Regions from separate parts of the Homo sapiens genome. Here region 1 is linked to region 2. A link is a loop called in an ENCODE intact Hi-C map of the cell type or tissue named here. Cell type or tissue: PC-9. All regions are shown on one strand. Each heading gives the region's core, and the rest is flanking DNA. Links, peaks and the distances in the headings are about the cores only.

Region 1 (11,577 bases), core at 5,963-8,462, 200 kb after region 2:
TGTTTCCCTCGTGTTTCCTGATCATTGATCATGCGCATTTTCAACTGTCCTAAATATTGCCAAATTGCTGTCCAGAGTGGCTATGACTAATACATCCCTGCCAGTTTGCCTGGGGGCTTCTGTTTCCCTAAATCCTTCCCAGCACTCAACAATGTTACTTGTTTTAATTTTTCCAGAGCTGACCAAAATATAGCTCATCCGTTTCCAGTGCAAGTAAAAGGTGAGAGGCTAGGTGGGTGTTTAGAACATTTCAGTGTATGTGGAACTATGACTGTGCAGAGACCCTGGGAGGTGGTCTGACCCAACTCTGCCACATGCGGGGGGCTCTATTTCACCACTGCTGCCTCCTTGGCACTGCTTTTTGAGGCACATTGATAATTTAGCTACTCTGTGTTAAAGATAGCGATGTAGACTGACTGATTAGCCTGATGTAAAAAAAAAAAAAAAAAAAAGCGTTTGGCAAATACAACCCTATGTGGTCCATATTTGAATATTTTTTCACAAGTCAACTGCTTGATTATATAGCTAAGAAAAACAAAGGCCAGAGATTTTACATGGCTTATCCAAGCTCTCTTCTCTTTAGGAAAATAAATTTCAGGAAGGTTGAACAATTGGCAGAGAAACACTGAAATAAAAATCAATGACATTGATGGGGCTTGGCCTCAGGGGGCCTTCCGCTGGTTTTTACCTATGGCCTGTATCTCTCAGTAGTTCCAGTTTCTGCTAATGACGTCCACTTGTAAGGAGGACAGAGCCTGGATTATAGGAGACGCTAGATACATATTGCCCAAATTGACAAATGAGTCAAAATGGGGAGCATATCAAAATCTATGTGGTGTGTGCATGTATTGAAAACATGTCCCAGAAAATCAAAATATTGTGCCTCCCAAAGAATCATACACCTACCCTCATCCTCCACTTTTTCCTCTCTTCCCTTTCCCAGGACCTATATGAGAGTATTAATTGCAGACTGACCCCAATAACGACAGAGTTTGAATAAGAAATATAGTAGTGTAGTAGGTTCACTGATTCTATGAAAAAATATGAAGCAACAAAACAGGGCACATGTGGTATAAACAGCATGGGATATGGGTGGATAGACCATTTGTTTAAAGTTTACGGCAGATATCATCACTGTAATACACAATATATCATGGGACAAGTTATATTAGGCTTTATGTAAATAGAGGCAATGATATGGGAACAATGGCTTTTAAAATTTACCAATAGGGCACAATCTAGAATATTAAGCAAAAATTAGTCCAAACTTTGGTTGTATAAAATTGAAGAGAGGTAATTTTGATAGGGATAAATGCTAAACTATTGATAAAAAAAATACAGAAATATTTTTTAGGTGAGATGTTGTGGTCTAAGGGTACTGTTTGTGAGAATAGATGGCTGCTTTCATTCAGAAAGGCAACATGGCGTTAAAGGTAGTTATTTCGTGAGGCCTAGCAGAATAGGTTACACTGAGACCAGAAAATACATTAAGTGAGTATCAGCTTAATAAGCAATGAATAGACAGAAGAAGACGCCCTGAGGAAAAGAGGTGCACTGTGAGCTTGAGAACCAGACCATACTGCAAGTCACCATCCCTCCGTGTTCTCCAAGGAAGGAGATGATGCACTTTCTTAACTCCTGTAATTTCTGTGGCTGTGACTCACTGGGCTGGTGTAAGAGAACAAGTATTTACACCGCTGTTCTCAATCAGTAGTCAAGCTTTGAAAAGGAAATAAGGAATAACTTTCCCATATTTGGAGGTAACAAGTGTAGCAAGATGGCACAATCCCTCCCTCTCAAAGGAGCTATGAGGTTTTACTAATAGTGGCTATTACTCATCCAGAGGCCAGCGCCTCTGCCAGCACAGGGTCCCCTTATACTTTACTGGAGAATTTTAGTTTTTATCATAGAGCATTGATGTGTCACATTAAAAATGTTTACAAAGCATTTTATAATCATTATTTACTGCCTTACATAGCAACCCCACGCTGCAGTTCAGTCCTGCCTTTTAAACAGCATGAACCACCTACTCACACATAGGACCCAACTCCAGAAGGCTCCTCTTGACATTTTTGGCTGAACTATCATTTAATCTGGATCAAAGTTAAATTTTAAAAGTTGCTGTGGTCAAAGAAAAAAGGATAGATAATTTAGCTTTCTTTTGTGCTTTTAGGATTACGATGATAGCAGATTTGTAAGAAAAGAAAATTCCTTTAAAATTAAAGGTCATGTCTTTGACTCTGTCAATTTCTCTTTGTTCAAAAATGAATAAGAAGATATTAAAGAAAAATATACAAGCACAAAAGGAGTCATTAAAATTTATTTTCCAAGCTATTTGTTGAATATAGTGTAGAAATGAGTCAGGAACAGGACATTTTTTACACTAAAGGGATTAAACAGAAAGACCAAAGCTAGTTTGTGCCTTTTAAATCAAATTGTTTTCAATGTCTGCAATGTAGACTGCATTTATGACTTGACATTTATTAAAAATAGCATCAGTTAATTTTTCAATTTTTAAGGAATTCAATAAAGTAATGTCTTAGTTATGCTTGAAAGTTATGTTGGAGGCTAGACCGTGGAAGAAATGTATTAGGTTAATTTAAATTTTGGTTGATATTAATTCATATCTTAAAGAAAAAACAGTTCTTGTGATTCCAGTGAACATGAGAAATAGTCTATGAAACAGAATTCTGGGAGAACTGCTACATGACTTGAGTCATTTTAAGCTAGACGGACTCAACATTCAGGAATATCCCTTGGGGAATTTCCTGAAATTGACAATGAGTAAGACACCCTAGGAGAATCCTTTTCCATTTTGGAGGTGATTTCCCATGCTCCCTGTCTTATTTTTCTGTCTTCTGATTGAAATAGAAACCCCGACATGTGTCTACCACCAAACCACCCTGAACGTGCCCAATCTCATCTGATCTCACAAGCTAAGCAGGGTCGGGCCTCGTTAGTACTTGGATGGGAAAAATTCCAGCAAGTACTCGTTTTGTTGGTGCATATGTTATGATACGTGTGCACCAGTTACACAATAAAATAGTATTTGTAAAAAAGTATAAGCAGAGAGGAGTATGCGGTTGTTACTCAAAAGTAAATTATCAAGTAGACAAGTTAATTAGCAACTGATTCAAGGAATTTTTTGGATAATATTGTATTTCATTTGAATAAGGATGCATCTTAAAATCTACTGGTATACCTCTTTTTCCAAAATTGAAGTGAAAGTAGTAATACAATATGGAGCTTTGGAATTTATTCTGAAGGATACTGTAGCTTATGAGTGGTCATGGAGCTGATTAAATAAATGTTGTTTAAGCAATTACTCCCAGAGTGAACACAGTTTCTCCCATTCGGGGCATTTCCCTTACAACTTCTATTGTATTTCTTTGAATTTTGGAAATCACAACTGGCCTTGTATGCATTGTCGTTATGGTATCTCCCAAGAGATAGCAGCATTCCTACAGGGTTTAAGTGGAACTGATGCATTTATGTGCGTTTATTTATTTGCTCCAAGACATGATGTTTCCCCATTACTATGGTCAGAACTAGGAACGGAGCCTGAGAATTTGTGTCTAGGCCTTTATTCTAACTAACAACAACACTCGATCCCACTACAAAAAAAAAAAAAAAGTAATCTGCCATGTCAGAAAAAAAAAAGGGCCTTCAGCTCCAGTAAATTGCAGGGTTATACTTTAAAAGAAAAAAAAAAAGGAAAGAAAAGAAAAAAAAAAGTAAGGCAACTTTCATTTGAAAGGTTTAGGATTCTAGCAGGACATACTGCTTTTATATCTTTGAGTACTGCTCAAAGATTTCTGCTGAAGTACCATGCAATTTTCTCTAAGTGCATAGAGAACTCACATTCAAGCTTTTCTCTTCCTCTTTCGCCCTTTCATCCTGCAGTGTGCATTAGTGGAAAGGGCAGTGTTCTTTCCAGAGGAGAAGGAAGTTGATCTAGGAGAGGGTGAGCTGAGCCTGGGCTCCAGGCAGCCAGTGCTCTCTGCTGCCCTGGAATTGTGCCCCCTCTTTATAATGGGTTGAAATACTCACATTTTGGCAGTGGGTTGTGTTTGTGTGTGTTGTCACATTGCTATCGGGCCTTACTTATTTGAGCATGGAAAATGTTTCCTGCAAATAGTTTTACATAATTTCTTTTTCTGATGCTATGAAGGTTAGGATTCCTGTATGATCTATTTTTATAGTGAGACAAAGTTCTTCAAGAATTTTGATCTCTTCCTAGTCTTCAGCTTTTGGAGTTCATCAAATGCAAATCATTTTCAGCAGGTTAGTGCTTGTCTGACTCAGCCTTTGTTTTTGTACCTAGGTATTTTGTTCTTGTTGTGTTAGGCTATAGTTTAGAGATGGAGTAACTCAGTAGCGTTTTCTGCACTATTTTGAAATATATATGTATTTTTGAAATAGATGTGTGTGATTTCTACTTTGTATACAGTCATTGCTGAAAGATGGTTGTTTTGATTTTTGCCAGTGTAGCATGAGCCAAAACATATTCTCAATAATACGTAATATCATTTATGGTAATATCAAAAAGGCAATGACATACATATCTAATGTATTACTTGAACTGTTGAATTTTTTTTACCTGAGTTACCCAGTGGATCAGTTCAGCAACAATGACAGTAAGTCACTCTTAATGTCAGAGACTCAGAACTCAGTTCTCAGGATGCTCTTCTCTTCTGTCTTCATTTATCCCCTCTGTGGCCACAGCCCATCTCTTGGCACTGCTTGCTGTTTATATGCAGAGGACTCCCAAGTTTATATCCCCAGCTCAGAACTCACTTTGGAATTACAGACTCATATTCAGCTGCCTCCGATATCTCTACATAAAAGTCTAAGAGACAATGAATTCTTAGCAAATCCAACTTCTGCTCTGTTTCCAAAATGTGCTCCCCTGCAGACTCCCTCATCTTTGTCAGTGCTGACTCTGACCTTCCAGTTGCTCCGGGCAAAAAATTAGATTCATCCTTGACTCTTTCTTCTCTTTCCCTCGCATGCTGCATTCAACCAATGAGGAGGCACCGCTGGCTTTGCTTCCGCAGCTCTCCAGAAACGCTTCTCAGCACCTGTCCTTCTCCTGCCCCAGTCTGAGCCCCCACAATGCTTCACCTGGATTGCTACAAGGGACTCCTCGCCACCTCCCGAGATCTGCTCTTGTTCCTACCATCTCATTGCAACCCACAGCCAAAATTATTCCTCCAACACACAGGTGGGGTTATGATGTCATGCCTCTGTTCAAACCCTTGCAATGGCTCTTCTTTGGAGACGGTAATAAAAGCCACAGTGGGTACAGGATTCCCCAGGACACTTCAGGATCCGACTCTCCACAGCCTGTGCCTGGTCTCACTTCCTGCAACTCCTCACTACTTTTCCACATGGTCTTACCTGAAGTTTTCAGAATGATAGAATGATACCTGTTCCTGCCCAATGCCTTTTGCATTGACTACTCCCTCTTCCTGGAAATATTCCTATGGCCAATTCCCTCCCTTTCATCGTCTATGCTCAAAGTGTCTTTCACCATGAAGACTTTCCTAAATTCCTCTTTAAATTGCACCCCTCAGCCTCACATTCTCCACTACCTTGCCTTACATTCTTTTTTCCTCACAACCGTCTAGTATATCATTAGCTCATTTATTATTTTGTGAGTGTTGTTGACTTTATCTCAGTCCTTCTTTCCCGTGAAAGATTCTCCAGTGCAGGGATCATTGTCTGTTTTATTCTGATGTATCCCAGGCACCTAGAACAGTGCAGGAATACAAAAGATGCGTAGTAGATATTTCTTGAAAGAATGAAATCTTATAGGTATGTAAAGTCAAATAAGTTCTACAAAAAAAACAAACAAACTCATCCCTTAAGGTGCTCAGTAAACTAAGGGAGGGAGAAGGAAACACAAATGAAAGACTACAAGGGTTCAAACCCACAGAACATCTCATTAAACAAAAAGCACTAAGGGTCCTGAAATAATAAGGGCAGCATCTAGAAAAAATGTATTCACGAACGACCATACACAGTATTTAACTCACTGCTCTCCATTTGCAGGTGATGAAGGTTTACTCAGGCCAGACAGCAGCTAGTTCCCTGAGAACACCTTTTATGTGGCCCAATGCAAACACTGCTAAAGGGAGTGGCTGAGCAACCTTCTTCCTCTCTGGCTCTACTACCTCTGAGCCTTTGTCCAAGCTGTTCCTTCTGCTTAGACACCTGTCTTAGTCCGTTTTCACTGTTATAAAGACATTTCTGAGACTGGGTAATTTATAAAGAGAGGAGATTTAATTGACTCACAGTTCTGCATGGCTGTAGAGGCCTCAGGAAACTTACAATCATGGTGGAAGGGGAAGTAGGCATGTCTTACAAGGCAGCAGGCAAGAGAAAGGTGTAAGCTAAGGGGGAAAAGCCCCTTATAAAACCATCAAATCTTGTGAGATCTCCCTCACTATCATGAGAACAGCATGGGGGAAACTGCCCCCATGATCCAATCACCTCCCTCCCTTGACATGTGGGGATTACAATTAGAGATGAGATTTCAGTGGGGACACAGAGCCAAACCATATCATTATCCTCTCTCTCTCTCTCTCTCTGTTACCTAGCCAACTCCAGTTTACCTTTGGGTCTTGGTGTGCAGACTACCCCCTAGGGATCCTTTCCTAACCTCTTTCTCTCCCACAGAACGGCTTCCTCTGCTCTGTGCTCCTGTGGCTCTTTCTTTTCACTCTCTCCTCAGACTGACTTTTGAAAGCTTTCTTCCTGACCACTCTGTACATTCCTGAGGGCAAGGAAGCTCTTTGTCCCATTCCCAGCTGCAGTCCTGATACCCAGCAGCCACAGAATGTTTGTGGGATGAATACCATCAGCCACACCCTGAACCAGGGTACATGAGCAATTATCACTGACAAAGAACCTGGAACTTGACATTGACAGGGCTTGGATTTGCCAAGTAGACTGTCTCCCTGCACCACTGTACCGAATGCCTTTTATCCATAGAGGAATGACTCATAAGAAATATTTTTCAGAAGAAGAGAAAGAAGGAGTATAGAAATTACTATCCTCTCACTTTCCGTGATTATTTATTTATTTGCCACATGTTGAGAGCTTGATGGGATACACAGTTACAAAAGGCTTTTCCTGCTGATAAAGAACTCAGAGCCTGGTTGGGAGGAAAGATAGTACAACATATTTAAAATATTGAAACAAATGATTTGAGAGAGCTGTATTAAAGAGGCTTTGACAACACTATGCTTGGGCATGGAAGGCTCCCAAGACTGCTTTAAAGAACATGTTGGAGATAAATAAACTAAGACTGCAGGACTGAAGCAGGGTGGCAAAGTGTGACCTGTGGGCCCAAACAGGCCCGCTGCTGCTGCCTGTTTTTGTGTGACATGGGATCTAAATATGGTCTTATATATTTAAATGGTGGCGAGAGGGAGAAAAGTATTTCATGACACATGAAAATTATATGAAATTTGGAGTTCAGCATCCATAAATAAAGTTTTATCGGAACACAGCCATGTGTATTCATTTATGTCCAACAACATCGTAGTGAAACAGAACCTTTATCCTTCAATAGCCGAAAATATTTGGTATTTGTCCCTTTACATAGAAGTTTGCTGACCCCTGAGCTAGAGAAAACAGCATGTGCAAAGGCCCAACTGCAAGCTGTTTTGCTTGATTGGAGTGAGACGTATGTGAGCCTGTGTGAATGTGTGAGTGTGTGTGTGTGCCATGCTTGTGCAAAGCAGGGTGGGATATGTAAGGAAAGGAATTTTCTTTTAAAAAGGCATGGTGCAATCTTGAATAGATTTTTGTTGATGTTTGTTTGTTTGTTTGTTTGTTTTTGAGACGGAGACTGTTGCCGAGGCTGGAGTGCAATGGCACGATCTCGGCTCATTGCAACCTCTGCCTCTCATGTTCAAGCGATTCTCCTGCCTCAACCTCCCAGGTAACTGGGATTATAGGCGTGCACCACCACATCTGGCTAATTAATTTTGTATTTAATAGAGATGTGGTTTCACTGTGTTGGTCAGGCTGGTCTTCAACTCCTGACCTTAGGTGATTTGCCTGCCTCCGCCTCCCAAAATACTGGGATTACAGGTGTAAGCCACTATGCCTGGCCTCAAATAGATGCTGTATGCCATGCCAAATACCTCTACCTCTGTTCTGTAGGCTGTGGGGAGCTAACTTACAGATTTAACCAGAGGAGTAACCCACTTAGACCTATGTGTTACCCAGCTAGCCTTTTGGTAATTTGTATATGTGTGGCCTGGTGTGAAGAAATTGTGAGACTTCAGGCCCCGTGATCATTAATCCTGTCACTGTCTTTAAATTATTCCACTATTTATAACTCCACCCAGACGGCACCCAACTATAGCACTTATTCTTTCCTCTGTTTTTTTCCAGAAATACTTTCAAAACTGATACCTTATTCATGAGGATTAACTTGTTCTTGTTAAGACAATATACCTACGTATGTGTATATATACAAGTTTTCTTTCTGCATGTGTATATCTATCATTTATATCTATCTGTAGAGAGTCTTTCAGGGTTTCCATGGGGAAAATGCTGCATTTAAGTTACAATACAGTTGTGATTCACAGTCTTTTGTTTGTGTTTGTTTATTTTTGGAGCAATTTGCCAAGAGTACCTCCAACCTATTATCCTGGAACAATTTCCCTCAGAGGTTTTTTTGACTTCAAAGAAGACTACGTGTAGATGGATGGCAGGAGAAATAGGCCCCAGATGGGGATGCTATCAGCACCCATGGGTTCCCATCTCTGGAAATGTTCACATTTTAAAATTGCAGAGTTAGGCTCTGGTCACCTTTTGGGGGCACTCTTTGAGGTGTGTCATTCAACTATTAATTTTATACTTCAAAGAGAGTTCACTTTATGAATGCAGCTGCAGAACGTTGAAAATATTATCCCCACCACTGTGGTCTCCTCCAGTTTTGTCTTTAAAATAACAATGTCAGCCCGTGGTTAGAAATAGTAAAGGCAGTAGCTTTTCTAGACACAGAAGGCCATCTATACCATGTTTCTTCTAAGAACAGGCTTTCCCTTGCTTTTCGGTTATATGTATAAGGCTTGATTTGCTGTCATTCAGTGAACTGTTCATGTTGATGAGGAAAAATAGGTATCAGTGTCTTTGACAGATAGAAAATATGGAAGAAAATATATTACAGTTTTCCCTTAACATTCATTATGAGTTACACTGATTTGGAGGAAATAGAAGGTCAAGCTTTCAAATGTTCTTTTTGTTGCTTTTGCTAATAATTTTTTCTCTATGTCCTTTATCTTTTGCTTACTTCAAAATGACAGTTATTAATGACATAGCTACAATTCAAGAGACATTAAATACCATTCTTTTAGAAAAGTTATATATATTATTAAAGTTCTACGAAAACATTAAATGTTATATACATGATGACATTCTATTTTGTTCATTAACATCAAATAATGAATTGTAATCACTGTTCACATTAATAAATTGGTATTTTCTAGAATAGGTCTCTGAGGGGCTCAAGGACCTTAGACATTTTGTTACCATTGCCTCCAAAATGTCATGCTTCCAATATGTGCCCTTGTGTTGTAGTTATGTATGTAATGTTGGTTTCCTTTCGCCTGTGTATGAAAAAGCAGTGTGGTCACCTGGCCTGGAACAATAACAAAACATTGGGAAGATATAGATGGGATAATGGTAAAAATACGTGACTTTTTTTTTTTTTTTTTTTTTTTTTTTGAGACAGGGTCTCCTTTTGTCACCCAGGCTGGAGTGCAGGGACATGATCATAATCAAATCAATCCACCCGCCTCAGCCTCTTGAGTAGCTGGATCTACAGGTGCATGCCACCATGCCCGACTAACTTTTGTATTTTTTTTTTTTTTTGTAGAGACACGGTTTCTCCATGTCACCCAGGCTCATGGTATTTTAATATATTTTAAAGTTCATATTTACAGTTATTATCACTTAGGAATAAAACAGAAATGATGAAATACAAAAGGGTAGTATTGATAAATGTAATAGTTAAGATCCTTTCTGTAAATTAAAGGAAACCTAATTCAAACTGGCTTAAGCAAAAAGGGGATCCTCTGACTCGTTTGACTGTGAGCTGTGTGGTCTGGGTGCAGCGGATCGGAAGAGATCATCAGCTTTCAGCCTTTTTTTCCTACTTCTAGGCCTTGATTTCACTTCTGTAGTCACAACATGGTGGCATCTAGATTCTAAAGCAGGTCACATAATTGCTTTTTCTCAGTGGGAAGAGAACAAGGGTCCCCTTCCTGGTACTCCCTCTCAAAGCTCCCACAGCCTGTAGTGCCCCTGTCGTGGAAGGCAGCATGCTGGAGCTGGGGCTTGGGGGCTGGGCTGCATGCTCCATAGGGAGCCAGGTGGATGGCCACTGGAGGGAAGTGGCCTGGGGGTGGTGCACTGGGGGATTCCCGGAGAGGAATCTGGGTGCAGCTGCTAGAAGACAGCTCTGGCTGTGTAGACTAGGCAAGTGCTTAGAAGATTTTTGACAACCTCTGATTCAAGGCTCACCTTGAAGGTAGTGACAAGGTTTAGGACATGCTATTCCCAAATAGGGCACCTTGTCATATGAGGAAACAGCACAAACAGGAAGCCCACCTTCTCCTCGACCTTTGTTCCTGAAGCATTGCCCATAAGACCCTTATTCCATTGGGGTCCTCTCCTGTCTACACTTGGAGGAAAGGAATGAAGACACGGAGATGCCAAGGAGACTGAGGGTTTGGGTCTGTGTCCCCACCCAAATCTTACTTCAAATTGTAATCCCCAATGCTAGAGGTGGGGGCTGGTGGGAGGTGATTGCATCACAGGGGTCATTTCTAATGGTTCTGCACCACCCCCCTTGGTTGCAATATTAAGTTCTAATGAGATCTAGTCATTTAAAAGCATGTAGCACCTGCCTCTTCTCTCTCTTCCTTGTGCCCTGGCCATATAAGATGTGCATGCGTCCCCTTCACCTTCTGCCATGATTTTAAGTTTCCTGAGGCCTCTGCATAGCAGAAGCCAGTATGCTTCCTGTACGGCCTGCAGAACCATGAGCCAATTAAACCTCTTTTCTTTACACATTTACCCAGTCTCAGGGTTTTTTGTTTATTTGTTTTTTAATAGCAGTGCTAGAATGGACTAATACAAAGATTCTAAACAAACAGGCCTTGCTAAGCTCCCCCAGTTTATTACAGGTAGCTCATATCCCCCTCTGTCTAATCCTACTTCTGCACGACTCTGTCCTCTTCCTCCAACCTAAGCAGAAACAAACACAGGTTGCCCTGTTTCTTTGGAGTCTTCATTTCTGAAGGCTGCCACACATGTAAAATTTATATTAAATCAATGTGTTATGCTTTTCCCTTATTAATCTGTATTTTATTGTAAAGGCCTCAGTCATGAACCTTGAGATGGGTGAGAAAAATACTGTTTCTCTCCTACAGTAGCAAAGAGTGATGCTGGTATGCTCAACACATTCTTCTTAAGGAAAGTTAGTACTTACCATTTGCCTCCTCAATCCAAAGAGAGGGCATGGGGGTTTCTCCTGGCTCTCTGCTTACTGAA
Region 2 (11,577 bases), core at 4,535-7,034:
TTTGTTTTAGAGGCAATTTCCCTTACTAGCAGAATGAACAGTTTCAACATCAAATTAAAGAGAAATTCAGTTAATTTTATTATAATAAAGCAGATGATATGGTCTACATCAGTGGTTTTTCAAAAAAGCATTTTGGCAGCAAAGTCTTTTTTTTTTAACAAAAGAAATTTTACTTGGAACTTCAATATGGAAAAATATAGAAAGTAGGATATGTTTTGAGCACCTTTCCAACTTGGGATGGTGGCTGGGAGTGGCAAACACAAAGTGGCAACCCCTGGGGCCCCTCTGCCAGACCCAGGCCTCCATGTAAAGGCCACTGGAAGTTCCTGCCCTGGGTTGTTATTAATGTTCTAGCAGCAGATTGGACAGTGCAGGACATGCTGATTAAGGGTAATGAGGGGTCAGCCTTGGAGTGATGGATAATTCATCATTGAATAGAATGATGGGGTTAAGAGCATTCTTGGTAAGGTTGTGTCTACAAAGTAATAAGCTGTCAAAGCTGAACTGATTTAGTAAGGGCAAGTGGAAGAAATCTCATTTTCTGGGGTTAGACTAGTAAAGGCAAGTAGGATATTGAAATATGTGTTCCTTCTATAGACCATAAAACTAAATAAGTTTTAGGATATGAATCACTTATCTCCCTAATGCTAATCATTAAATAATTTATTGAAGGAAAATAATTAGTGGTTACCCTAATATCCAATCAGAACAAAAAATACTAAAAAAACCGCTAAGCTGTCGAAGGCATATTTGTGGAATGACACTCATAGACACTTTCAGTGACATTTTAACCCATTATTAGTATGCATTTTTAAGACTATTATTTTTAAAAAATTAATAGACTTTATGTATAGAGCAGTTTTGGGTTTACAGAAAAGTTGAGTAGAAAGTGCAGGGTCCCCACATTCACCCTCACTCCCCCAACTCCAATTTTCCCTATTATTAACATCTTGTATTAATGTGTGTTGTTTGGTACAATTGATGAGCCAATAGTGATACATTATTATTAGCTAAAATATGTGGTTTACATTAGTGGTCTTGCTTTGTGGCTTTGCAGTGTACATTCCATGGTTTTGACAAATATATAATGTCATGTATCTACCAGTACAGTATTATAGAGAATAGTTTCACTTTCCTAAAAAGTCCCCTCTACTTCACCCATTCTTTCCTTATCCTATCTTTCTGAGCCCTGGGAAAATGATTTTTTTTTAACTGTCTCAATAGTTTTTTGCTTTTTCCAGAATATCATGTAGTTGGGATCATATACAATATGTAGACTTTTCAGATTTGCTTCTTTTGCTCAGCAATATGCATTCAAAGTATCTCCATGTCTTTGCATGGCTTGACAGCTCATTTATTCTTATTGTTGAATATTATTCCATTGTATGGATGTACTACAGCTTGCTTATTCATTCCGCTACTGCATGGCATCTTGGCCGCTTCCACTTTTGGCAATTATAAATAGAACTGTTAAAAACATTCATGTTCAGGTTTTGTGTGGACATAAGTTCAACTCATTTGGGTCAATACTAAGGCTCACAATTACTGGTTCTTACGGTAAGAGTATGCTTTGTTTTGTAAGAAACCACCAAACTATCTTCCAAAGTGGCTGTTAATTTTTTTGTGACTTTTTCATCAGTGTAGTTGTAAGCCCTGGTCTCGGTCTTTTTTAGTCGTCAGGTGCTTGTAACATTTATGAGTGTTCTGTTAGTTCTCTTATGTACACAGGTTGTGTATCCCTTATCCAAAAGGCATCAGAAGTGTTTCAGAATTTGGAATTTTTGGACTTTTAGAATATTTACATTATACTTAGCTGATCAACCCTACTCTGAAAATCTGAAATCTAAAATATTCTAGTGAGCTTTTCCTTTGAGTATTGGTGCTCAGAAAATTTTGAATTTTGAAGCATTTTGGATTTCAAATTTTGGAATTAGGGATACTCAACCTGTATCTTGCTTTGTTAAAAAGAGAGATTAGAAAAAAGAGAGAGAAATAGGAGATCTTAAAGAATATACATGTAATATATATATGAATATATATAATGCATAATATATATAATATATGCATCTTCTAAAAATAAGAACTAATTTAAGATGAGCAAAACTCAAACACAAGAATTAAAATTCCATGCATAATTTTTTATTTTAAATAAATGTAAATTTAAATAAACACTTTGATTTTTTAGACATTGTTTCAAAAGTGCTTTCCAGATTGCTGGTAAGCACTTTCTATTTGTATTTTTTTCTTTTTTTTTTTCTTGCTTTACATGCTTGGTTAAGGAAAGACCATGACAGCAAATTTTTCTAGTTCTTTGTGTTTCACATGATTGTCAAAACTAAGCCCATTGGTTTACAATTTGGCTGCTAAAACTGTGTCTAGACTTTAGGACTCCAGTTTCATTTTTTTGGTACTTTATCAATTAAACTCCCTCACTTTCCAAAAAGGAAGCTATCAAAGGTATGTATATAGTTTGTTGAATGCCCTATTCCTGATCAGAGGGAAGTTCCATTTCAGTCTGATAAAGTGTTATCTGGCAGAGAAAAACAGAACAACCAAGAAATTTGAGTGATGAGATTAGCTGCATGGCTGAGGAGATTGCTAATGATTTGCTAAGTCTCTGAACACTGTTTAGTGATGCTGTTCATCTCTCCTTGATCAGCGGTAGTGATTTCTGCTCTGCTTACGTGGGACCCTACAAACACTGGGTGGGCCAGTGGACGCCAGGAGTCTGCGATTAATCGACTGTGATCACCAGGGAAAAGGGAAACTTTTTCACTTTCTGGTGATGCATTAACTTGGGAAAAGTTTTCTGGATTTAAAGGTTGCTTTTTGCTAGAAACAGTTAACACATCTAGAGAAAAATGAGACATCTAATTTTTTCAAGCAAAGTTCAGGCCTGATGACAACATATAAATAACATACAACTATTTGTTCAATCCAGAAAAAATAACAAGAAATCTACTAATGTGATATCGTCAGGTCTCAATGAGCTAAATCAGTGAAAGGCCAGAAAAGGGGAAACAACAGGATCATAGGATTCGAGTGCTTGAAGAATCCGAGTCCAAAAGACAAAGAGATACAACCATGAGGTTTGTGGTGAGCTAGGAAAAGCAGTTGCAGAATGACTTTGACATTTGGAAAATGGAGCCTGATGACTTCCTCTATCTATTGTTTAATCTTTTGTTCTAAAAATTCAGAAATAATGCGTATTGCATATCTTTTGGGATGTAAGTGAAGATGGCTCTGAGTTTCCCAGGTGAGAAGCTGCCAGGGAGGTCTCAGCTCAATGGCGAGAGAACCCCCTCTCCACCCATTTACTTGCCATAATTGATCCCATTTTTCAGTCTTGTGAATCAGAGAGTGTGACTAAAATGGTTTCATGGGCACCCTATTGATTCTGTGTAAGAATCCATGATTATTTTCTAAAAAGTATATTTTAAAGCATGTCAGGGAACAGAATTGCCTGATTGTTTTCCCAGAAGGCTGAGACTGAAACCCCCTGGTACGGTGACAGCGTTTTGGTATTTTTCACTTCTGTTTCAGGGAGGCAAATGCATACGTTTTGATCAAATGTCAAATGTAGTTGGTAAATCTCACTTCTAAGAAGCCTCCCTTTATGTACTTTTCAGGCAGCCTGTAGGGTGGGGCATGGAGGTGACCAAGCACTGTTTGTTCAAGGTAGCACCTCTAGTAGGAGCTCATTAAGTCAGGGCTCACACACCGATCATAGGAAGGGAGCGTTGCCCAGCTTCCACTGCCTTTGATACAGATTTTGCCACAATTGTTCCAGTTATTGCCTGAGAGAGCTCATTTCCATATGTATAGAAAACCAATATACTTTCTCCTGCCTGTTAAACTGTCACCTAATGTATTTTTAGAAATATATAATCTAAAAAAGACAGAGGATGAGGCAGAAAGTTCTACAGTAGCAACATTTGAACATCCTCTACCACTTGAAGATGTTAATTAAAAAGTATCTTATTCTACTTGTTTTAATTGCCAAGCAACACAATTTTTTTTTCCTGACAAAAATTGACTTTAAACGAACTGTTTTTGTGTATAATCTGTTTTGTCTTCTGCTAGGTATGTGTCTAATGAAGACATCAGCCTCCGTTCTGTGTAGGTTTAAGGAATGCCCCCTCCTCTCTGTGCAATCATTTGTAGTGTCAGTATCTTTCTCTACTTCCAATAGCGTCAGGGATGCTGAATGGAGATGCATGTGGTTGTCAGAGAAACACAAGGAACATATTATTAGATCTTTCATAATTAGGCATTGCAGATATGTGCCAAAGATTTAGAGCTTAATCAAAAAGTTCTTATCACATGGGCTTCTGCTGGCAACGAATTGGAAAGCCAACAAAGGCAACCCTGATGCTTGCTTTGCACGATAACAAAGGGAAGACAAAGGCAGACCGATTCTGCCTCAGGTTTTATTGCACGCTGTATTTTTTTTTTTTTAAATCATATGAGTCAGGCAATGGTGGGGGAAAGGGGGTTAAAAAGCCCAGCTTCCCCGTGAAGCTCAGAGCCCCTCTTGATCCTGATGGTTTCCTTGTGTCTGAGTCATTTCACCGTGCAGGTGCTGACTAAGACTGAAGGCTGTGGGAACCTGGGTTAATGGGTCTAGCAAACCCTTTCCAGGTAGCGCCTGGGCTCCCCGGGGAGCGCTCCCGGTCCCTTCCTGTGCCACATCATCCCCACCTCGCCGGGAATTTAAGAGAGGAGCTCTCCAGCCCTTAGATAAACCTGGCCGTGTACATTGGCAGCCAGGACCGGGGGCTGCGGGAAAAAACGAGCGCGCCGCGCTGATGGCTGTTTTGACAAACTGTCGTGTGTTTTCTCTGTCTGAGTATCTGGCAGCGCAGGTGAAACATTGTGCCGCTGGTATCTTGGCTCGCCACTCGCTCTCAGGCTCTGCGGGGAGTGTCGGGCCATCCCTGCAAATGTTCCGGGCAAAGCTGTGAAAACAAACGAGGCAGATTAGTTGGACAGGCTCACCAGCTTTTGAGTGTTAACTGCCCTGGCTGCCCCTGCTTCTCAACCCTTTCCCATTCTTTTATTGAGCCGTGCACTTATCAATTAACACAATGGTTTCTGAGGTATTTTTTTTTCTTCTTCTTCTTGTAGTTACACCGTAGGAAGCAGGATCTCTCATCTTTGGACCTGAAATGGTGCTGATTCTCAGATTTTAATCTTCAAGCACAATATATGACATATTCTTTTAAAAAAAAATAAAGGCAATTTTCCTTATTATTTTAGAAAGCATGGCATGTTTGCCGTAGAGATATTAGCGAATGCAGAGAAACAGCAGGGATAGTTTTGAAGTATATATATTCCATGCCTGGGTTATGTCCCATGATCTATGCTACAGTATTTAAACTAAAATGCTTCTGACTTAGTCTCTGGCAGATAAGGACCATCAATTTCTTTTTTAAAAAGTATAGTTTAGTATGTGTAAATATCCCCGAAGTTCCAAGCATTTGGGAAGAGCCTTCAAACTGTGATAACTTTTTAAAAAAATCTTTGGTTTGAAGTAAGAGCCAAACTGGGATAAAGAGAACTTGAGCGTCCCTTTTGAGGTGAAATCAGAGTGAATTAAAAAGAGTGATTACACCCTTCTTTAATCAAAAGCTCCAGAGATGATGTTTCTTTTTTAAAAGAAACATCAAGGAATGGGCTTTGAAAATGACTTTCATATTTTCTTGTGCATTTCAGAGCTAGAGCACATTTTAAGAGTTGTCATTTGTTCTTAAATATCAGACTCTAGTATCAGCCTTTTGTCTGCGCCTGTCCTTCAGTTCATCAGAAAGATTGAGCTTGCCCTTGCTTTTTTGTGAACAAGAAGAAGCTGTCAAATGACTAATGCTCTTGGAATCTCACTGAGGCGTTTATTCTGCCTCTGTTGCTATGAGCCCTATGGTCTCTTTTGTGGCAGTAACAATATAGGTAACCTATCTAAAGTATGGATCTGGCAAAAAGGGACTTAGTCATAGCATAATGATTTTGCTTAAAAAAATAATCGTAAAATGACTACCTATACCACTAAACAGGTCTGCCATATACCCTTGGGTAAGTTGTGCACTGTACAACGCTAAGATCCATTCTTATTTTAATCTGTGTGAACAAGTTTAATAACAACAGTATCTGTATGCTTGTAATTAGTCCTGTGGACTAATTACTTGATATAGTGTTAAGGCAGTGAAAGAAAGACACTCAAATTCACACAGCAAGTGTTTATCCAAATATTTCACAATTACTAGAGGGAAATAAAACTCCTTTAGGGAACTTTAAAAATAAGAATGACTTACTTGAAATTACTTAATTAATTGACATTAACAGTATTACATGTTGAAATTCTTCACATGATTCAAAAATAAATAATCCAAAAAGAAAGGTATCATCAGTTCTTAAAATGTTTAGCTTGGTAAATAGCTCTTAAAAATAAACATCTCCTGTCTATTTCCAAGAAATTGATTGGCTTAACTTTTCACAGATATCAAGTCTGGTGCTCTAATTTGATGAATAATAGAGAAAGCAATAAAAAATGTATTTTTGTCAGAAACTAAACGTGCGCTTGTTTCTTACTCTGAGACATAAAAATTAATAGAAGCCAGAATCAATCAGTAGTGCCAGATTTATCTTATTATTGTTTTCTAGGCTCTTATTTTGCTCATTTGTGCCCATTCCAATGAGAAAATAATGCAATGACACTATTAATTTTACCTGACAAGCTCTGTTACAACTGCAGTGTTGGCATTTGTGGGAAGTGGGACTGGATTTTTTTTTCTAGAGTAAGAGTTCTTAAAGACTAAAAACCATATTCCTCTTTGATTCTTTACTACTATAGATTATTGAAAAGCCTTAAATAATTAATTTTAGAAAGAATACTTGAGATTCAGACTAAAATTTTTCATGTCCTAGGGAACTACAAGGACTTTGAAATTAAAATAAAATATGACCCTTTTATTTCTTATTTGATATTATGCTGTTTATTTATTGACCAACTTTTAAGTTTAAGCATTTTAAATATAAAGTTAATATTCTCCACTTCTGAATTTTTAAATAAATTGTGCAAACTCCTGTACAGTTGTCAAAAGACATTTGATGTTAGACTTGCTAAGATGAAGATTAACATTTTTTAAAAATTAGGTAAGAAAAAAACTAAATTTGAACCAAATCTGCTATCAATATGGTTTCAATGAAACTGACCTATTTCATCCTTTTATCAAACTCTGTGTTATTTTTTACAATTTTGATTTTGCTTCAGCTCACTCTTTCACTACTTGTATGTGAGATTTAATTGCCTTTCAACAAAAGACATAAAACAACAACTTATTAAATCTGGGTATGAACTTTCCTAAGTCAATAATTAGCTTATGCTTTCAAATGAGCTCAGAATTTAGATCTGAACTGTTTTTTCGTTTGTCTGGAGATGGAGTCTTGCTCTGTCGCCCAGGCTGGAGTGCAGTGGTGATCTCTGCTCACGCAAACTCCGCCTCCCAGGTTCAAGTGATTCTCCTGCCTAAGCCTCTCTAGTAGCTGAGACTACAGGCATGCACCACCACACCTGGGTAATTTTTGTATTTTTAGCAGAGACAGGGTTTCACCATGTTGGCCAGGCTAGTCTCGAACTGCTGACCTCAAGTGATCTGCCCACCTCAGCCTCCCAAAGTACTGGATTACACTGTGCCTGGCCCATATCTGAATATTTTTGATACTAGTTTTTTCATTACTCTTATTTTTAGTATTTCTTAAAGCTAGAGTTTAGATAAAACAAAAAATATTTGCAATTTTAATCTTTTTAATCAAATACAAGACTTTTATAAAGAAGATGTAAGAATTAAGATTCTTGGGCAACTTGATATTTTTGTTGGCTTGCTTCTTGGTTGCCATTCCTGGTGTGCAGAGCTGCAGTTCATGCTAGGCTTCATTTTCATATGCCACTGCAAAGTGGATTTAAGTGGTTTGATTGGAGCAGATATCATGGATATTTCTATAGAAGGTTCATAATTATCCATTTTTCTTGACAAAAGTAATACGGTCTTTACTCTTTTTATGTGTGACATTTTTATCACATAATTATCCATTTTTCTTGACAAAATTATCCATTTTATCACATAATTATCCGTTTTTCTTGACAAAAGTAATAAGGTCAATACTCTTTATGTGTGAAACTTAATTCATTATTTTAAAACATATCATTGTATATATACTAATTTTACAAAGTAACTTCTTAAGTTGGGGCTAGGACAGAGTCTCTGGTTATCAATTAGGCTTATTTTATAAAATAAGGTCATTGCATTCTATTGCATTTGACCTGTTCACAGAACTACCTGAAAGCAAGCTGAATGCAAATGTCATTGCCTTCATTTATTGTAAATAAGGTTTAGAACCTGTGTTCAAAGTAATTGTTTTACCTGAAAGTAATGACACGCTGATGATGTTGGAACAGTTCAGACCTCGTAAGTGACTAACCTTTCATTCTAAGTTGATTTTCCCCATGAATTAAATGAAAATAGCAACGATGTGGTGAAAATTATTAGGTGGGTCCACTAGAAGTGTTTTAGTTAACATACTTTCTTCTTTCAGCTATCAGTAAAGAATTAAGTAAATTATAAGAAATTTTGGTTTGGTTTGGTTTATTTTGTAAAACAAAAATAGAGTTTGTAAGGTTTTCTCAGATTTTCAATGAAAGTCATGGTAATTATGAATGTATTTGTTGCATAAATAGATTCTACAAAATGTTTCTCAAGCTTGAGGTAAATTGAAATGTGTTTACAATCAAATTTATTGTTAATGTTTGATAATTTTTAGTTGTATTTTTAAGCTTTGATGTATATATTTCTTCCAGGGATAAACATATATTGATGGTGTCACTTCTGAGTTATCTGGTAGTATTTTATTGGTATCACAAAGAAATTTCCAAGGGGGGATATACCAGAAACTTCTGAAAAATGATCCCTCAAAAATTATCTTTTCCAAAAAAGTGGAATTCCAGATTTCAGGAAATGGCAAGCAATAGCAGCTGCAAATAACATTTAAGTTGAAATTTTGATCATTTTTCTATGAAAATGAACTGAAAAGTAATGTCCAGGTCATGACCAGATTCACTGGGCTTTATTTAGAAAATTGCTTTTCCTGCTGACAGGGCAGTAGTTCTTCACTCAGGTGGATTAATTTGCATTCTTAGCTATTCCTATAATACTTAGAGGATTTTTTTACCTCAATAAAATTGGTGCAGTTTTTAAGGAGTGGTACGGTCTTTAAGAAACAGCCCTTTTATTGAGATTGGTGGTTGGATTTGTATGGCTCAGTACGTTGCTCAGAAATTTCCCAGTGTCTTCAAGCTTCTTCTGAAGTCAGGGCTGGGAGGTGGCCAGGAAAGGCCAAAATAGTCTGTTGTATCCACAAGATGTATGAGACCAACCAGCCTTCTAAAAAATAAAATAAGCCTTATTTATAGTTACAAAAACCCTTGCTATTTTCCTTGACTCTGAATGCCAACTATTTTATAGGACATCTCCTTTTACACATCAAAAGCAGCATTTTTACTTGAGAACTCCTATAAACTCAACGCTGACTACATATCCTCCGTGAGTCTCTGTTTTTCTTTACCCAGTGTTAAATTTTTATGGTCTTGGGTGATAACTTTAAAGGCCTATGATGAAATCAAATTTTTGTTATTCTGATTGGCTTCTCTTAAGAGGAAATGCAATGTATTTCTTTTTTAATGTAACTTTTTTTTTTTTTCTTAAATTAGAGCTCATACAGATCCCAGAAAGTAAATGTGTGTCTGCCAGCCCTGGCTAGACCTGAGCGTGGTCTGAGATTCGGCAAACTCCTGAGCTCAGCTTCACAAATCCTGTTCATTCTAAAGTGACAGCTTGATGTTTTGATTCTGAAACTGAAAGAAGACTGATATTAAAATGGATTCACTCCCAACCCCTCTTTTTCTTCCTCCTGGGGTTTGTTAACAGCCAGTTGTAGGTACTTGGGGCTCCTGAGTGATCACTGGGCTGAGAGTTTCCGAAGGGAAGGCTGGTGGGGCTGCAGTCCTCCCACCTCAGAAGCTTTTCTTATCTTCATTCACGTCAGAACAGTATCTTGCTTACACAGTGAGGATCTGTGGCCACGAGTTTTGGTTGCCTGGCTCTATCTTTATTTCTTGTACCTGGATATCAGGTTGCCTTTAAATTGGAAAAAAAAGACTGTAATCTCATTTGATAAGGGGATTTTGGACATCAAGCTTCAGTATGCAAGAGCTAGATAGATATCTGTTAACAAGAATTGCCCTGAGGGAATAGATAATGGGAAAAATCTACATTTAAAGCAAAAGGCTATGTTTAAAGTCAATAGGATAAGTGGAATTTAAGCAGGAAAACTTAGCATCTAAATCAATTTCGTCTTCTACGATTTTTACATGCCAGTGGGGTTCTCCCTGTGTGTACGTACAGAACATAGCCCATCTTTACGTCTCATCTTTTAGAGATCAAAGCCAACTTGAATAACAGCTGATCACAGAGGCAGATTTATGATGCCGACTGCACTTTATTCCTCCTTGTCCCTTATAGTTTCCCAACCTTCAAAGCCAATGTTAAGTTTGAAATAGCACCTTAAAAAGGTTAAGGCACCTACTGTGTGCTTTAGTGGTTGACAGTATAGGATGCAGTGTGGCTCAGAGGTCACTTGTTAGCTGTGTGATCCTGTCCAATGTGCCTTCCCTCTCTGTGCCTCAGTTTTCTTCTCTGTAACAAAGAGAGTAGTACCGACCGCACAGGGCTTAAAGTGTTAGGTTATGCAAAGCGTAGTGCAACGCCTCTCAAATCCTAAGCACTCTATTTACATAAATCATCTCATTTTATCCCTTTCCTACCCTGTGGGGCTAGCAGCGTTCTTATTGCCTGCCTTAGCTCAGATGAGTTCAAAAGCAAAGCCTGTGGCAAATCATCAGAGAGAGAGAAAAGGATTGGAAGTGAAACAGGGGCGGAGGGAAAGCCAGCGCGAGGGTGCATTTTGAAGTTGTCCACTCTGGACAAGGGGCTTTTGAAAAGGCTTCAGAAATAGATCCAGGAACTGTCTCCGAGGCTGGACGTAGGAGAAATGTTCATCTATAGCCTTGTACACTCCTGTCAGGTGAGGCGAAGGGATGCTAACGGCCCCACTCATCCCCTTTGAACCTGTCTGTGTTCCCATGGGCACCACACCGAGGAGCTGGAGACCCCTTGGCACAGGCCTGGAATGAGATGCTGTTGCCTGTCCCTCTTTAGAGCTGATGAGAGCTGGGCCTAACTGTTCTCTTCAGCCATGGCTGGAGTAAGAGGTGAGGCTGAGAATACTTGGAGTCAGGTATAACTTATGTCCAGTACACTCCCATTTTACAGTCAGGAAAACTGAGCCTAAGGGAGTAACCAAGACCACCTAATTAACTCAAAACTGGGTTTTAAATCCAGACCCTGTGATCTATTGAAGCTTCATTTTTTAAAATGATATTCAATATTAGTAGAGATGAAAGGAAATTCAATGAAAAGGATGGGAATGTTAGCGTTCATTAATTTTTAGTCTGAAATTATAATTCCT

The links. Hi-C counts contacts between places; a loop is a spot of excess contacts. Peaks named below come from ENCODE experiments on the same cell type or tissue, not always from the same donor. Only the 100,000 strongest peaks of a DNase experiment are listed, where the experiment ranks them.
Region 1: it touches region 2 in a loop (6-fold over the local background); 2 of 110 quality-filtered maps call a loop at or near these places.

Annotation. Positions count from the first base shown.
Region 1 is chr13:106,146,799-106,158,375 of GRCh38, reverse strand. It overlaps the pseudogene RNA5SP38. Among named protein-coding and RNA genes, the nearest start is that of LINC00460, 220 kb to the left of the region's middle. In PC-9, for the core only: no CTCF peak of the experiment used is centred there; DNase peaks (open chromatin) are centred at 6,125 and 6,915; H3K27ac peaks cover 2,500 bases.
Region 2 is chr13:106,342,542-106,354,118 of GRCh38, reverse strand. The region is part of intron 1 of LOC107984626 (a long non-coding RNA gene); the gene reads left to right. Among named protein-coding and RNA genes, the nearest start is that of LINC00460, 28 kb to the left of the region's middle. RefSeq lists an enhancer at 4,683-5,330. In PC-9, for the core only: no CTCF peak of the experiment used is centred there; DNase peaks (open chromatin) are centred at 4,598 and 5,908; H3K4me3 peaks cover 791 bases; H3K27ac peaks cover 2,349 bases.